2 separate regions of the Homo sapiens genome follow, and region 1 is linked to region 2. The links are chromatin loops, found by intact Hi-C in ENCODE. Cell type or tissue: heart left ventricle. All regions are shown on one strand. Links, peaks and the distances in the headings refer to the core of each region. The heading gives the core; the rest is flanking DNA. Region 1 overlaps TSPAN5 (tetraspanin 5). Region 2 has its middle 11 kb from the start of EIF4E.

Region 1 (4,399 bases), core at 84-4,083, 470 kb after region 2:
AGCTACTCAGCAGGCTGAAGTGGGAGGATTGCTTGAGCCCAGAAGGTTGAAGCTGCAGTGAGTCGTGATTATGCAACTGCACTCTAACCTGGGTGACAGAGCAAGACCTTGTCTCAAAAAAATAAGAAAAAAATATATATGATTAAAAAGAAGAAATAAGGCCGGGTGCAGTGGCTCATGCCTGTAATTCCAGAACTTTGGGAGGCTGAGTCAGGTGGATCACTTGAGCTCAGGAGTTTCAAAACAGCCTGGGCAACATGACAAAACCCTGTCTCTACAAAATATACAAAAGTTAGCTGGGCATGATGGCGCATGCCTGTGGTCCCAGCTACTTGGGGGGCTGAGGAGGGAGGATCACTTGAGCCTGGGAGGTTGCAGTGAGCTGAGATCATGCCATTGCACTCCAGCCTGGGTGACAGAGCAAGATCCTATCTCAAAAAAGAAGATGAAATAAGCTCGTACGTATATGGTCAGTTGATTTTTGACAAGGGAACCAAAACCATTCAATAGGGAAAGAGCAGTCATTTCAACAAATGGTACTGGGAAAACTAGATATGCAAAATAATGAATTTAGACTAACTCACACCATATGTAAAAATTAACTCAAAATAAAGCAAAGACCTAAATATAAGAGCTAATGCTATAGAACTCCAGAAGAAAACATAGGCATAAATATTTGTGACTTTGGATTAAGCAGTGTCTTCTTAGATATGACATCAAAAGCATAAGCAATGAAACAAATGTAAATAAATTGGACTTCAAAATTTAAAACTGTGCTGAAAATGATACCATCAAGACAGTGAAAAGATAACTCCTAGTATCTAGAAAAATAAAGAACTTTAAAAAGTCAACAATAAAAAGACAAACAACTTAAAAATGGGCAGCCAGGCATGGTGACTTGTCCCTGTAATCCCAGCTGCTTGGGAAGCAGAGGCAGGAGCCTGCACTGAGCTATGATCACGCCACTGTACTCCAGCCTGGGCAACAGAGCAAAACCCAGTCCCTTAAATTATTAAAAAACAAACAAACAAACAAAAATACGGGCAGAGGATCTGAACAGACATTTCTCTAAAGATTAAAATTGCTAATAAAGGCCGAGGCGGGTGGATCATGAGGTCAGGAGATCGAGACCATCCTGGCTAACAAGGTGAAACCCCGTCTCTACTAAAAATACAAAAAATTAGCCGGGCGCGGTGGCGGGCGCCTGTAGTCCCAGCTACTCGGGAGGCTGAGGCAGGAGAATGGCGTGAACCCGGGAAGCGGAGCTTGCAGTGAGCCGAGATTGCGCCACTGCAGTCCGCAGTCCGGCCTGGGCGACAGAGCGAGACTCCGTCTCAAAAAAAAAAAAAAAAAATGGCTAATAAGCACATGAAAAGATGCCAACGTCAGTAGTCATTAAGGAAATGCAATTCAAAGCCACATATTTCATACTCGTTAAAGCGGTTAGAATAAAAAAGACAGACAATAACAAGTATCGGCAAGGATGTGGAGAAAACGAAACCCTCATATGTTGCTAATGGAAATGAAAATGTTGCAACCTCTTTGGGAAACAATTTAGCAGTTTCTCAAAAGTTAAATATAGTGCTACCATATGAGTCAGCAATTCTACTCCTAGAGGAGTACCCAAAAGAATTGAGAAAGTGTTTACCCAAAAACTTGTATGCTCATGTTCATAGCAGAATTATTCATAATTGCCAAAATGTGAGAGCAATGCAAATACACATCAACTGAGGAGTAGATAAACAAAATGGGGCATATCCATGCCATGGAATATCATTCAACCATCAAAAGGAATAAATTAATAGCACATGTATATGAACCTTGAAAATATTTTGCTACATGAAAAAGACAGCCACAAAAGCCCCATATTATATGATTCCCTTGATATGAAATGTCCAGAAGAGGCAAATCCACAGAGGCAGGAAGTAGATTAGTGGTTGCTAGGTCTGTAGGGATGGTGGGATGGGAATGACTGCTCACAGGTACAGGGTTTCTTTTTGGGGTAATGAAATGTTCTGTGATTAGATAGTGGTGATAGTTGCATAGCTTTGTGAATATACTAAAAGCCCCTGAATTATACACATTTCAAGGATGCTTTTTACCACATATGAATTACATCTTAAATTTCAAAAATCAATGATTTAAAAAAATGGGACACAGTGGCCAGGGAAACAAGTTACAAGTGTCACTGTTTCACTCACATTTTCTTCCTTTCTCAGATATTTGGGATATGCCTGGCCCAGAATTTGGTTAGCGATATCGAAGCTGTCAGGGCGAGCTGGTAGACCCCCTGCAACCGCTGCTGCAAGACACTGGACAGACCCAGCTTTCGGGACCCTCCCGCGTGCCGAACTGATCTTCGAGCTGCATGGACCTAATCACAGATGCAGCCTGCAGTCTCGCCTAATGGAGCTGCCATTAGGGGAGTGTAAAACTGGGAAATGCTGCTCACTGACAGAATTAAAAAAAAAAATAACCAGTATGAAAGTCGTTGCGCCGTGAATCTCTACTGTAGCCATGAATTTATGGACAGTTAGATGCTTACCAAAAAAGAAAAAAAGGGAGGGTAGGGGACCCAGATGTACTTGAATGTGCAGAAAATACATTCTTGTCCTCATCTTCCGTAATTGGAGGGCTGGGAGAGGCAGCTTTGCTCTTCACCACACCTTGGACGGACCACCTTCTTTCTGTTCCATGGCCTGAAGGAGTGCATCTCCTCAAAGACTCAGCCCCTCACCTGGGAGGGCAGTGGTTTGTGGGCATCCCTCCATGTACATTTTAGGAAACACTTGCAACTCTCATCTGAAGAAGAAAACAACTCATCTTTGGGTTCAGATTTTGTGATGGTATTCAGCAAGTCACTTGGGCGAGCACACTTGGTCTATCCTGGAAAGTCTCCTTATAAGAGAAGTTGTGTATTTCATGTGCACCGAGCAAGGGCATTGGAAGACGTCATGAGGCTGTATTTTAGCAGGACTGATCGTTTTTCTAAGTAGACCTGAGCTTTGTTTATCAGTGAAATTCAAGGAGAAAATGAGGTTAATGAAGAGGTATCAGTTAAATATCCCCTTCTTCTCACCCTGCCAAAATTAGCAGTTGGATTTTTGGAAACTCTGGAATATTCTGGGTCATTTTGTTTTGTATGTTTGTTGTTTTTCGTCTTCCAAAGGTGAAAGCTATGATACAGTTCCACTTAAATTTTAGTGTTTTCTTACTCAGCTCAAGCATTAATTTTTGATTAAGTCTTAATCTGCATGACCTGTGAATCTGAATCCATCATCTCCCTTTCCTGCCAGCTTTTCTACAAACATTGAAATATGTTATTTGGTCAGCACTTATTTCCTAGGTTCACAGCCTTGGGAGGTTGTGGCATGTCCTCCCAGTCTGGCTGGGAAGAGACCAGCTGTACCATCCAAATGCTTCCCTGGTCTTGATGATCTCTTCCAGAGTCGATCTGAGTGGCCTTTTCTGCACCCTCCCCTTCTTTCTCTTTGAATGGAATTAAACCCAATTTGGAAACAACATTGACCCAGTCAAAAGCTTCTAATGGTTTCTTTTTCTTCCTCCAGTTTTAGTTTGCTTTTATTAAAAAAAGAAAATAGTGCATGGCCATAGCTCCTTCAGTTCTCTTATTGCAGACTAACCATCAGGATGGTATCAAAGCACAAATACTTTGGAGGGGAATGCGTTGAACTGGGGCAAGTACTCTGTAACACAAAGTGGGAAACCACTTCCTGGTGCTGCCGCTCCTGCCCCCACTTTAGGTGGGAGGGACGAGTTTTGCCCTCTAGATTTTAATCCAGCTGGTGTCCACCGGATGTTGCCCTCCTGGGGAGCAGATATCAGTCTGTGGAACTCTGGGAAAACCACAGGCACATTTTTCGGTGCGGACAGATTTGCCAGCACATAACTGGGCAGCCAGCTAGAATACTTTGTGGAAATTAAGCGAGGTTTTCCATTTCAGCCCCATGGTGCATGGTGGTGGCCGATGAATGTGTCAGTCTGCTCAGAGAAAGGACAAAAAGGAAATTATTTTCAAAACTGTGTTCACTGTTTGGGTGTGTGTATGGCTCTGCATGTGTGTGTTTTTGTCTCTGTATAGGTAGAGGTATTCACATCTTACTCCGACTGTAAGGTTGTCTTACTTCATCTCTGCCCCCACCACAGTTGCCATTTTGTAATGTCCTTCCAACATGGAGAAGACACGAGCTCTCTCCAGTTGGCATCATTTGTCTTTTTTGTTGATTGCCTCATTCTCCAGTGAACTCCATCTGGCCAATTGATTCAGAATCAGGCAAGATCCCTGCCCTTTGGCACATCCACTGAAAGGCCAAACAGCAAGTCCGAGTGAGTTTTAAATATTAATTAATCACCCTTTATTTTTTACACTTGAGAGTGA
Region 2 (4,399 bases), core at 147-4,146:
AAAAGGTGAGCTGTAGGATTGGAGAGCTCAAAGGGGCTCAATGTGGGAACTTCATGTGATTCCAGGAGTCACCGATCCATCAAGGTGAGCTCACTTTGGTCCCACTTCTTGACACCAGATTATGTCAACCTAAATAACAGGCAGAGAGAGACTCTATAAAAGAAAATGATAGTTTTGGGGATTGAGCCTTGCAATGGGAATACAGGGAGCATGTTCTGGGAGGTAAAAGGGTTTTTCAGTGAAAAATGAGGGGGATTACATAACTATTTTGAAACAATTATCTTTGCCTACAGAGACCAATAACGAGGATGGTGTCAGTCCAAGGTTGGACAGGCAGTTGCTCAGCACATGTGCTCACAGAAGTATTTTTATTTTTCACAGAAGTATTTTTTGTATGAGGTTGAAGTAGCCTCTGTGTAAGGTCATGTTTTTTGCTATCTTTTGTGATAGTTCTTGTTATTAGGCATACATGCGTGACAACCCTCCTTTCAAGGCCTTCCATTTGCCAGGGTTTTACACAAATGATTCCATTTTCATTCTGACAAGTTTTATTATATAAACTGAAATTACATTGCATATAGTATTTCATGAAATTACCAAAGCACAAAAAGTTTGATAACTGGCTGGGTGCAGCGGCTCAAGCCTGTAATCTCAGCACTTTGGGAGGCTGAGGCAGGCAGATCGCCTGAGGTCAGTTGGAAACCAGCCTGGCCAACATAGTGAAACCCCATCTCTACTAAAAATACAAAAATTAGCCGGGCATGGCGGCCCATGCCTATAATCCCAGCTACTTGGGAGGCTGAGACAGGAGAATCGCTTGAACCCGGGAGGTGAAGGTTGCAGTGAGCCGAAATCGCGCCACTGCACTGCAGCCTGGGTGGCAGAGCGAGACTACGTCTCAAAGTTTGATAATTTATTAATCAGAGTATGAGGCTACCATATGTTGATAATGAGAATGTTAATTCAATCTCTTCCCAGGATATTTTATAATATCTATGAAAATCACACATGCACACCTAATAATTTGTCTTTTTTTTTTTTTTTGAGACAGAGTCTCACTCTGTCACCCAGGCTGGAGTGCAGTGGCATGATCTTGGCTCACTGCAATCTCCTCCTCCTGGGTTCAAGTGATTCTCCTGCCTCAGCCTCCTGAGTAGCTGGGATTACAGGTGTGTGCCATCACGCCCAGCTAATTTTCTTGTGTTTTTAGTAGAGACGGGGTTTCACCACGTAGGCCAGGCTGGTCTCAAACTCCTGAGCTCAAGTGATCCACTTCCTCGGGCTCCTAAAGTGTCAGGATTACAGGCATGAGCCATGGCGTCCGTCTTAATAATTCCTCTTCTCAAGTCTATTCCAATGACTTGTGTATAATGGAAAGTTATGGAACCATTCTTTGCATTAGAAAAAATGTTTTTGTTTTTGTTTTTTTTTTAAAAAAAAACACACATAAAAGACTCCAAGATACTGGTTAGATGAATTATTCCTTATCTATGAAATGAAATAATTTGCAGTCAATGAAAAGAATTAGGCAGCTTTCTATATACTTATATGAAAGCATCACCTACAAATATGTAAAAAGAAGTAACACAAAGCATGTACAGTACACTCCCATTTGAGCTGTTTTTTTTTTTTTTTTAGTACATACATATATACTCAAAAATAAGTGGTAGTACAGAGATAAGATTGTTTTAGGCTCATGCAGAGAAGTCATCGGCTCAACAGTTAAGGAGTAAAATTTATTCTATCTCCTACTTTACATTCCTTATTTCTCCATTTCCCCCTCCATGTTGACTGCAGCCAGTTTAAGTATTCACATAAAAACAACTTCTCTCAAGAAAATGCTCTTAATTCCAGTCGACTTTCTCAGGATTGTGGAAACCTTCCCAGAAGCCCTCTAGTGGACAAAACTTTTACACCTTACATTGGCCTGTTTTTGGAGACCAATGAAATAAGCAATAGGATTGCCACAAATAGTTTAGGCCAGTAGTTCTCAACCTGAGATGATTTCACTGTCTAGGAGTCACTTGGCAATATCTGGAGTATTTTTAGTTGTCACACCTTAGAGAAAGGGTGCACTGGCATCTAAAGGATAGAAGCCAGGGATACTGCTAAACATCTCACAATACATAAAACAACTTCCACAACTAAGAATTATCTGACCCTAAATGTCCACAGTATGGTGACTTCTGACTTAGACTAATCATTGTGAGAGACTCTTGTTGAGAAGTCATCCACCATGACCACTACGATAACCTTGACTTGTATAAAGTGAAGTGTCTGCATTCACCCTTTCAGTTATGACTCCTTCTAATTTTCCACCCAGGTCATGTGCCTCCAATAATGGTGTAAGGGGAACCATGAGGCAAGTCCCAGTAGAACCACATGGTTAGAGTGAGAAGGAATAGGTCCCCAAAAGATCAGAATTGCAAGTATTACAAAAAGAAAGCTGAACTATAGATATATAGATGTCCACTACACTAAGACAGTGAGAATGAAGAGGAGAGGGAATACTTGAGAACATAAAAATATGGCCAGGCATGGTGGCTCACATCTGTAATCCCAGCACTTTGGGAGGCTGAAGCAGGTGGATCATTCGAGGTCAGGAGTTCAAGACCATCCTGGGCAACATGGTGAAACCCTGTCTCTAATAAAAATACAAAAATTAGCCGGCATGGTGGGGCGCGCCTGTAGTCCTAGCTATTAGGGAGGCTGAGGCACAATAACCACTTTAACCCAAGAGGCGGAGGTTGCAGTGAGCCAAGATTGAGCCACTGCACTCCAGCCTGGGCAACAGAGGGAGACTCCGTCTTGAAAAATAATAATAATAATAATTGCTAAACCTTGCTGATTTACTGGATGTGGAGGATGAAAGAGTGACCATCATTGGAGAGATGATGACAAGATTTTAGGAAAGGAGTGACTGGAAGATGATTTTATAATTAACCAGGATAAAGAATTCAGGAAAAGAAACATATTTGGTGAGGTAGAAGGGAGATTAGTACTGTTTTTAGAATTCACTTACCTTCATCAGCATTCATCTAGGAGCAATTATCAGGATTAATTTTATAAGGTTGTCCTTGAGGTTATGTATTTTATTTATTTTATTGTTAAAAATTAATTTATTTTTTAAAATTATGTTGCCCAGGCTAGTATCAAACCCCTGGGCTCAAGTCATCTTCCTCCCTTGGCCTGCCAGAGTGCTGAGATTACAGGCATGAACCACCACACCTGTCCTGTTCTTGAGTTTTATAACCTATTCAATAATGATAAGTGTCACTAACTTTCCTAGTCTGACATAGGGAGATACTTACCCCATGAGTCAGCTACCATATTTGTATTCTAGGGCCCCGAGTAGTGCAGGCAACACACAGCCAAATCTTTCTGGACTTTCCTTTTCAACATGACAGGGAGACTACTACCAATTTCCTTTCCTCTGCTAAAGCACTTTTTTAGTTCAGGCAGAATATATTGCAACCACATAGTTTTACATTCCTTGGTTGAAATCACAATCCAATTGTTCTTCCCTAAAATTACACCTCAGTTATATTTATTTAATTTTGGTACTTTCCACTCATTATTGGGGAAGTAGTTTCTGTTGTCGCATTTCCCTCTGAATTAATTAAAAAGCCTAGAAACTTACTAGTCCAAGAGGACTATCCTAATACCAAGCTACTTGGCTGCTGAAGAGAGAATTAGAGAAGTGGAGCAGTCTACCAGCAGCCCTAGTTTGCAATTATGCTTTTGCCCATACATTTACATAACTAAAAGCAGCCACTACTGTGATTCTTCTCAGAATAAAAATGTGCTAAAGGGAAATTCTGTCTCCACTTAAAGTAGCAGCTGACAGTTTTTAAATTTGTTAAAACAAATATCAAATTCTACATACCCAGGCAACACATTTTACTTACTAATTCCATTCACACCTTGCATCATGCCTTGCTTTTAGCTCTGTGAACTACTTGTTTACTCACTCCCTTGTCATTTTTGTTATTATTATGTAAATTATTGGCTACAGGTCTATCTCAAGAGACTGGGCCTTAGAAATATTTTAACTATCTCCAGCCAACTTTCTCTTGTCTCAGATTCCTCTGATACCTTATTTTTCTTTCTTATTTATTTAGACTAAAATGCACTTTGTAATTTCATGTCAGTACCAATTTCACCAATTTCTTTTCCTTCCTTCCTTCCTTCCTTCCTTCCTTCTCTTTTGAGGCGAGTCTCGCTCTGTTGCCAGGCTGGAGTGCAGTGACGCTATCTCAGCCTACTGCAACCTCCGCCTCCTGGGTTCAAGCGATTCTCCTGCCTCAGCCTCCCAAGTAGCTCGGACTATAGGTGCACACCACCAAGCCCAGCTAATTTTTGTATTTTTAGTAGAAACAGGGTTTCACCATGTTGGCCA

Evidence for each region. Hi-C counts contacts between places; a loop is a spot of excess contacts. Peaks named below come from ENCODE experiments on the same cell type or tissue, not always from the same donor. Only the 100,000 strongest peaks of a DNase experiment are listed, where the experiment ranks them.
Region 1: it touches region 2 in a loop (2.6-fold over the local background); 33 of 110 quality-filtered maps call a loop at or near these places.

What each region holds. Positions count from the first base shown.
Region 1 is chr4:98,470,408-98,474,806 of GRCh38, reverse strand. It overlaps TSPAN5 (tetraspanin 5), which reads left to right. Exons shown (of 8, transcript NM_005723.4): 8 at 2,220-4,399. The coding sequence ends at 2,285. Among named protein-coding and RNA genes, the nearest start is that of TSPAN5, 190 kb to the left of the region's middle. In heart left ventricle, for the core only: no CTCF peak of the experiment used is centred there; a DNase peak (open chromatin) is centred at 2,306.
Region 2 is chr4:98,937,511-98,941,909 of GRCh38, reverse strand. No RefSeq gene overlaps it. Among named protein-coding and RNA genes, the nearest start is that of EIF4E, 11 kb to the right of the region's middle. In heart left ventricle, for the core only: a CTCF peak has its summit at 1,905 (motif pointing left); no DNase peak of the experiment used is centred there.